2 separate regions of the Homo sapiens genome follow, and region 2 is linked to region 1. Evidence: chromatin contacts called from ENCODE Hi-C or POLR2A ChIA-PET data. All regions are on one chromosome and are shown on one strand. Each heading gives the region's core, a stretch centred on a gene start or an enhancer-like site at or near the end of the contact. The rest is flanking DNA. Distances are from core to core; before and after follow the strand shown.

Region 1 (3,975 bases), core at 1,476-3,975:
ATGTTGCTTCCCCCTTAAAACGGAGGAAGGGCCCTGGGCTCTCAGGCACCAGGTAGACTTTGGAACCTGTGTTTTCGGTGACTGTCCCGGAGGAGAGGATGTGGGGTACCAGGATGGTTCCCTTCAGGTCACCCCAAGCCCTTCTCCCCGGAGCCAGGGAGAGGAGCATGTCACCAGGATCCTCGCCTGGGGTGGGCGGGGGGTGTGACCATTTCCTTCGCCAGCCCGCAGCCCTGGGGCCCTCAGGACCTCTCTCTCTTCCACCTTTCCCAGGCTCCACAACCAGCTCAGGTTTAAACCAAATCAAAGAGCAAACAAGTTCCGTTGGAAAGTTTGAAGATTCCCTGGCAGTTCTCATTAGTTCAGCATTCCCGAAGTGTCCCCTGTTTGGAGGCAGAGGGGAAGCTGAGGAATTGAAGGAGAATCCACTTGTGGTTGCTATCGTCCCACCAGGACAGCTGGCTCCTCCGGAGAAGCTGGAGACTCAGGTGGTACTCCCCCTTCCCTCCAACACATTCCAGGTCCGCCTGCCACATTCTGCAGGGAGAGGGCAGAGGGAGGGGCCTGTCCGCCCTCTTTCCCCCCAGAGCTACAGGACTCTCTCCTGGTTGGCTTCTTGTGCTTGTGCCATGTGCCACGGAGGAGAGGGGCCTGCGTCCCCTCTCCCGACCCATGCCCTTTGCGCCCTTTACCCCTTAAAGCGGGGCATCGTACTGGTCCAGGAACTCCCGAATGGGCCCCGGCAGCTGGGTGACTTTCTCATAGGAGTCCAGGTGGCCGTTGACGGTCTTCCGACAGAGATGCTGAAGAGTGGCCACGTTGGAGGAGAGGGGCCGGCTCAACACCAGGGGGATCTTCTCGCCCCCGGAGTAGATGTAATAGGCTCTTCTGGGGGGACTCCCAGGGAGTGGCTGGGCAGACGGCTGCTCGGGCACCTCGGAGGAGGGTTCAGTAGGTGGCGAGGGGAAGGAGGGGGCTCCAGGGGGCGGCATGTAGTGGTGCACCAGCTTGAGCACGCAGTCGAAGCGGGGCACGGGCTGCGTGCTCCGGGGATCGCTCTGCAGAGAGAAGCTGCCCCCCTCACACTGGATGCGCAGGTTCTTGGTCCCAGACTGGGTCTTGACGCTGAGCGTGAAGAAGTGGCGCTGGTCCGAGCTGTCGCGGATCAGAAAGGTGCCGGCGGGCTCGGCACTGAGCAGCAGGTTCGCCTCGCCGCCGGTCACTGCGCTCCAGTAGAAGCCGCTCTCCTGCAGCTTGCGCACTGCGTTCACCACCAGCTGGTACTCGCTCTTGGAGCTGAAGGTCTTGAGGCGCAGGCTGGTGTCCAGGGGGCGGCTCATCCCGGCGGCGGGAAACTTGCTGTGGGTGACCATGGCGCACGGAGCCAGCGTGGATCTGCGCGGCGGCGGCTGCAGCTGCTTCGCGGCCTCCGCACAGCGGCCGCTACCGCATCCCGGGGGGCTGCGGAGAGGAAGGCGCGAGCGCGTTGAGTGCCCGGAACCCTCCAGCGCGCCCGGCCCGCCCCGGCTCCCCTGCCTTCGCCGAGCGACTGGGGCACCCACTGCCCCGGGGGCCCTCTCCTGGGCCCGCGCTCCGATCCAGGCGCCTCACGGAGCCCGCACGGCTCCCGCCCCTGCCGGCAGGGTGGCCCCGGGCAGCCCCTTCCCAGGCGCGCACTGCAAGGGCGCAGCGTGGGAAACTCGCGCGCGGAAGTTAGGTCTCCAGGAGTGTGGCCGGGTGGGGAGCAGGAGAAGGGCCCCCGGGACTGCCTGGGCGCCGCTCAGTCCAGTAGCCCCGGGCGGTGTGGACGGAGGGAGAAACCCGAGGCACGGGGGTAGGGAGGGGACAGGAGAAGCCCGAAGGCCCCAGCCGGAGTATTCCGGGAACCTGGGATCTCCGGCTTCCATCCGCTCTGCCCCTACCTCGTCACCTCCCTGCCGGGAATGACCCGGGAAGGGGAGGGGAAACCGGGAAAAGCTCCCGGGACTGAGCGAGACCCCTCCCCACGCCGCGCTCCTCCTTCCTACCTGGTCCCGAATCGAAGTCTCCGTCCTTGGGGCTGAGCCCCCTCGGGTCCCCAAGGCGACGCGGCGGCGAGACGGCCAGCGGTGGCCCGCGCTGCGCCCAGATGTTGGCGGCCGTGAAGTCCACAAAGGAGCCTTCGCGCGCGCGTCCCTCGAGCTTCCCCTGGGCGCCCGCCCTGCCCCCTGCGCACCCCCGGACCAACCGGGAGGGGACCAGGAGAGGGACCGCGGCAAGGGGCCGCGGCGGGAGCTGGGCCGGGCGGGCGGCTGGCGGCTGGCTGCGTGCGGGGCCGAAGCGGCAGCAGCGGAGCAGGGAGTCCAAGTCGGAGCCGCCGCGGAGGCCGCGCTCGCGGGTATATAGGCGGCCGCCGCGCCCCGCCCCCCGATTCCTGGAACTGCGCGGCCGGCCTTCTTGTAATGTTTAGTCACTACTCGCAGCAGAGAAAGGCTGAGCGCGGAGGGTGAGGGAGGGGCCGCGGGCGCCGAGGGCGGGCCGCGAGCAGGGGCAGGGACCGGGAGGGACGCGCGCGGAGACAAAGCGCGACGAGAGGCGGCCGAGGCGGCCGGTGGGCGCGGCGCCAGCCCCGGCGGCGCGTTCCTGGCAGCGGCCCCTCCCCGCCGCGCGCTCCGCCCCCAACTTCTCATTCACACTTTCCCCCCACCCCCCTCCCTTCTAAGAAGGCTGATTTCTGGCAGAGGCGGGGGCGCCGCTTCGGGAGAGCGGGCAGTTCTAGGAGGCCGACCTGGAGAGCCTCCCGGTTCCCCTTCCCCTTTTCCCGGACCCCGCGGGGACACCCCCTCGCCGCCACCCGGGCCTCCCCGAGGGCCCAACTGCGGGTCAGGCGGCCCGGGCCAGCCGAAAGGGAAGTGGGGCTACCCCACAGCCAGGCAGCGGGGCTGGGGTCAGACCCGGGAGCCGGAGGTTGGAGACGTGCGACAGTCACCTGCGGGCAGATTCCAGAGGGGAGACCCAGGGCTGCAGGGGACGCCCCTTCGTGGCAGCTACCCAGCCTCGGCCCACTGCCAGGTTCTTTGCCAACCCTGACGCGAGTGTGGAGCCCCCCTCCCCTCCCCTATGAAAACGCTTTCATGCACTGGGGTCTGCAAACCTGGTTGGTCCGGTGTGGGTTGGGCCAGGTGCTCTCGGCCGGGCTGGAGAGCTCGAGGTGGAACGATGGCCCCAACCTACGGCCCGCGTCCGCCAGAGGGCGCCCTGGGGTCTCCTAGGGGAGGGCAGTTTGGTGCTGCGCGGCCCAGGCCTTGGAATAGGCACGCCAGGGATCTGCGGGAATGGCTGTCTCCGGAGCTGGAAAGGTGGCCGAGAAGGGGGCATTCACACCCCAGGCTGGGGTCAGACCTGGGAATAAAATTCTAGCAGGAGAGAATTTCCGGAAAGCAGTTTTCCGGGGTTCAGGCTACTGCCAGATGGCCCACACCCCCTGGAATGTGACCCCCTGCCTCTCTTGGGGTGGGGGAGGACTTGATCACTGGCGGGGAGGGGGTAGAGGGGAGGAGAGGAAGTGATTGAGGTGAAAGATTGGTTTGCTGCTGGTCACGTTGGCACTGACGTAGATAGTTTGGGCTTGGAGACCCGGGGCCAGCCTTATGAAGGATGGCAAGTTTTGTCATCTTGTCCCCAAATGGGCTGTGTGGTGCTGGGGACACCCGAGAGCTGCCTCAGTGGCATTTAGATTTTCACCTCTCGGGATGCAGACGCTGTGGGCCTGGGGCCCTGCGCTCTTCCTAGATACCAGGATAATGAGGTGCTGAAAGGGAAGGAAGAGACTGCCGCCAGGGACAGGGAGCTTGGGATGCCAGAACCCAGAACTGGCCCTTTTGCCGGCCCTGGAATTGATAGGTGCGCACTGCCTTTGCCACTGTATCCTCAGTCCGTGCCATCACCTCTCCCCAGCATGTGCTGGGGACTCAGTGAGATTTGGACAAGACACAC
Region 2 (3,975 bases), core at 839-3,338, 120 kb after region 1:
CTCTGCCACCCCTCCTGAAGATCCTTCAGGGTAAACTCCAGGGCAGATGTGGACCTAGGGCTGAAGCTTAAGAATGTGGAGGCTCCTCCTTGAGGAAAAGAAAGCAAAAATCTTAAACAAATTTTACAAGGGCACATGACCGTGTGCAACCCTTGGAAGGGGCCTCGCGAGTTGCAGGGAAACCGAGGCTGAGCCGCCACAGCCCTCACAGTAGACCTGCCTGCAGAGAGGAACGGGTGGGCTCTCATGCATGCACCTGTCCTCCTCTCCTGTCTGGGTACCCTCAAATCTCCCACCCCACACCACGTTAGGTTCTCCTCAAATGATGTCAAACTCTCTCCAGGCTCCCTCCTCAGAGTGGCAGCTTTGTCACCTCCCCCAGGGAGCCACCTCTGATGCCTCCGTCCCCACATCACAGCCTGCAGCCCAGAGTAGGCTTCCTATAGTCGTGAGCTCTGGGAGTGTCGTTTAGTGAGGAAAAGGCAAGTGATGGAGTCAGACATATCTGAACTCAAAATCCAGTTCTGGCTGAGCGTGGTGGCTCACGCCTGTAGTCCCAGCACTTTGGGAGCCCGAGGCGGGCAGATCACCTGAGGTCAGGAGTTAGAGACCTGCCTGGCCAATATAGTTAAGCCCCGTTTCTACTAAAAATACAAAAATTAGGTGGGCATGGTGGCAGGCACCTATAATTTCAGCTACTTGGGAGACTGAGGCAGGAGAATCGCTGGAACCCAGGAGGCAGAGGTTGCAGTGAGCCAAGATCACGCCATTGGACTCCAGCCTGGGCAGCAAGAGCGAAACTCTGTCTTGGAAATAATAATAATAATAATAATAATAACCCAGCTCCGCCACTCATTAGGACCATGACCTCAAGTAGACTACCTAACCCCCCATGCCTGCCTTTCTCGGCATGAGGCCAGGCTTCATGAACGAGCAGACTAGTTTCTAGGCTCTTTTGGCCTGAGCTACTTGCTTATTTTAAGAGACAACTATGGCTGGGCACGGTGGCTCACACCTCTAATCCCAGCACTTTGTGAGGCCAAGGCGGGCGGATCACCTGAGGTCAGGAGTTCGAGAACAGCCTGGCCAACATGGCGAAACCCCTTCTCTACTAAAAGTACAAAAATTAGCCGGCGTGGTGGTGGGCACCTGTATTACCAGCTACTCAGGAGGCTGAGGAAGGAGAATTCCTTGAACCCAGGAGGCGGAGGTTGCAGTAAGCCAAGATCGAGCCATTGCACTCCAGCCTGAGAGACAGAGCGAGATTTCTCCTCAAAAAAAAAAAAAAAAAAAAAAAAAAAAAAGACAACTGAACTGAATGTTCTCATCTTTCCAAACTGCAAACCTAAACGTGCCACCTTTGGTTTCTCGGTGCCGTTAGGAGAAAATCTGCACTCTGTCCCGAGGCCCTGGGATTCTGGCTGCAGCTGCCCTGGGCACCCTCTGCCTCTGGCTCTCACATCCTTGCCACACCGGCCTTCCTGGGCTTCTTCACGTGTGGCAGGGCATTTACACGTGGCAATCTCTCCACCCAGAATGCTCTCCCTCTAAGGTCCCACAGCCAGCAGGACACTGCTGCCAGCTTCCAGCTGTGCACCATCTCCCCAGGGGCATCTCTCTGCTGGGGCTCCCAGCTGGGAGGCTCCTCTGTGACTGCACTGGGGGTTTTCCTCAGGGCTCTTCCTTTACCGGGTAATGTGCTTCTTCCTCTCCCGGCGGGACAGACACCTCGGTGGAAGGGGGGAAGGAGGATCCCCCCCTCCGCGGGGGCTCTAGGCCACTGCTGCATGTTTGTGAAATGGGTGATGGACGAAACTGATAGAACCTCTCCCCTACCCTGGCCCTACCTCAATGCCTTGTGGCCCCACAAACTTGGGGGCCCAGCTACGACCCGTGTCTCCCTACCCACGTTGCAGCACCCCCCCCACCGCCCCACACCAGTCCTGCCCTACTGCCCTGGGGCTCCGCCTCTTCCTGCGCCCCGCCCTGGCCCCGCCCTCACCGCCCCGGGGCCACGCCTTCCCCTCCGGCCCCGCCCCGTCTAACCAGTGCCGGTGGTCCATGTGCTGCCGGATGAGGGTGTGCGGGGCCACCGTCCCATACTTGTCCACCTCGGGCATGTTCATGTCGTCGATGAAGTAGACGAGCTTCTTAGTGCCTGGCGGCCCGTAGTTCCTCCCCGATTTCTTCTCCAGCGGCTTCTCCAGCACCCCTAGAGAGGGCAGAGGGTCAGCTGCCCGCCTGCGCCTCCTGAGCCAGAGCCTGTTAGGTAGGGAGGGGCGCTACCTGCTTCCCCGGAGGACAGAAGGTGGGACCTGGCTGGGATCCAAGTTTACCAAAGGTACCTGCCCTGGGAGTGGCCCTTGAGGGGGCACCGGGTACAGCCCCAGGAATAAACAGAGCGATCAGAGGCGAGGGTGGCAGGAACCTTGCTCTCCGTCACCTTTGGGTCGCCTTAGATTGGCTGAGACACTCCCGGGGGACCTGCTGCCTCGACTGGCCATCAAAACCCCATCACCATGCCCACAAGGGAGCACCAGAAAGAGGGGTCCCGGCTGCTCCTCCTCTGTCTCCGACTCAGGAAGGAAAGGCCAGCGGGTGGGGCATGGGAAGTGAGGAGGTGCAAAGTGGCTAGTGAGTGCCTGGGCCTGCAGTGAGAGGGGACAGGAGGGAACGGGGACTGGCGGGGGGCAGCCGGGTAGGCAGGGCGTGGCCGGACCAGCCTCACCCTGCAGCATGGCTGAGGTCGTGTAGAAGTTGAAGGGCACAGCCTGCACCAGGTAGTTGTCCGTGTTCAGGCTTTCCAGCTTGTCCCCCATCAGCACCGACTTGCCCGTCCCCGCGTTCCCCACCAGCATCACCGGCCAGGACTTCTCCATGAGCAGGTCCATGAAGTAGCGGATGCGGATGGTTTCCGTGGTGTGGACCAAAGAGGCCTGGGGCAGGGGAGGGAAGGGGAGGGAGCTGTGATTCTCAGACACTTCTGCCTCTCGTGGGTGTGCAGGCCATGTTCTACCGAACAGGTCCTAATGTTGAAAATCGGTTGTGTTTGGACATTCCGTGCAGGCGTGTGGAGGGTACTGCACCGATTCCTGCCTCTAAATCACCAGTCGGTGGCCCTGCTTTGGGGACAGTTACCTGCAGTGGGACATCGGGATCCAGCTCAAAGGAGGGCACTTTATCTGTCCAGGGCAGGAACTTTTTTGTGTCAGGATCAATGTAGTAGTCAAAAATCGTTCCCTGCGAGGGGAACTTGATAGTCTTGAATTCGTTGATCCACCATTTACTGAACTCCACTCGATAATCCACAAGCTGTTGAGACACAGAAGTAAAAATCAGGGCCCAGCTAAGCAGGATGCTGAGAGACCCTGTGTGGGTGGCCGGGCCCCCCAGGTGCATCACCTGGTCCTGGAACATGGCGCCACCGAAGGCCCAGAAGCAGGTGAACACGAAGTACAGCTCGTACAGCTCCCTGGGGGAGTCGGGGGGCACGGTCTTCTCCGTGAGCAGGCACTCCAGCAGGTACAGAATCGTTTGGATCACCGTGATCTCCGGCACTGGCGTGATCTTCTTGAACCCAAAGCGCAACTTGTCCAGGCACGTGGGCAGGTACTTGTCAAAGAGGATCATCAGGTTGGCCTTCTCCGACTGCACCTTGCGCCTCTCGATCCAGCTGCTCACCACCCTGGGGGTGACAGGAGGCGCCGATGACACAGCCGCTGCTCTGGGTCTGCCAGTGTCCCTGCCTTGGTAAACGCCCCTCCCTACCTCCACCCAATTCTGCTGGGGCTGCCCTCAGGGTCACCATGCCTGCATGGCAATGGGTCCAAACGAGGGTGCCAGAGGGGCCAGTTGCAGGCCCTGAAAGGGTCGGAGGAGGATGCCAGGGTCGTGGGGGCTGTGCCCTCTCTGGGGTTGCTAGCTATGGGGGTGCTGTAGGTCTAGAACAGTTGGAAGCCATTCTTGCTACCACAC

The links. A loop is a pair of places that touch in the nucleus more often than their neighbours do. ChIA-PET counts read pairs that join two places held with the same protein, here RNA polymerase II (POLR2A). Pooled maps may share reads with other maps.
Region 2: a loop to region 1 is called in a map of PC-9, with 4 times the contacts of the local background. The contact joins the promoter of DNAH17-AS1 here to the promoter of SOCS3-DT in region 1. A Hi-C loop is called at or near these places in 1 of 168 maps with a recorded cell type or tissue (PC-9), 6 of 37 single-sample maps with no recorded cell type and 9 of 50 pooled maps. POLR2A ChIA-PET finds 5 or more read pairs at or near these places in 1 of 52 experiments (PC-9).

What each region holds. Positions count from the first base shown.
Region 1 is chr17:78,357,723-78,361,697 of GRCh38, forward strand. SOCS3-DT (SOCS3 divergent transcript) reads left to right here and starts at 2,726. Exons shown (of 5, transcript NR_110847.1): 1 at 2,726-3,051. It overlaps SOCS3 (suppressor of cytokine signaling 3), which reads right to left and starts at 2,355. Exons shown (of 2, transcript NM_003955.5): 1 at 2,028-2,355; 2 at 1-1,461. The coding sequence starts at 1,373. The coding sequence ends at 696. RefSeq lists silencers at 1,467-1,706, 2,117-2,396, 2,407-2,716, 2,777-2,976, 3,207-3,256 and an enhancer at 1,711-2,359.
Region 2 is chr17:78,482,822-78,486,796 of GRCh38, forward strand. It overlaps DNAH17-AS1 (DNAH17 antisense RNA 1), which reads left to right and starts at 2,089. Exons shown (of 6, transcript NR_102401.1): 1 at 2,089-2,341. It overlaps DNAH17 (dynein axonemal heavy chain 17), which reads right to left. Exons shown (of 81, transcript NM_173628.4): 45 at 3,403-3,685; 46 at 3,139-3,312; 47 at 2,729-2,936; 48 at 2,047-2,212. RefSeq lists enhancers at 1,602-1,741, 1,772-1,821 and a silencer at 1,892-2,121.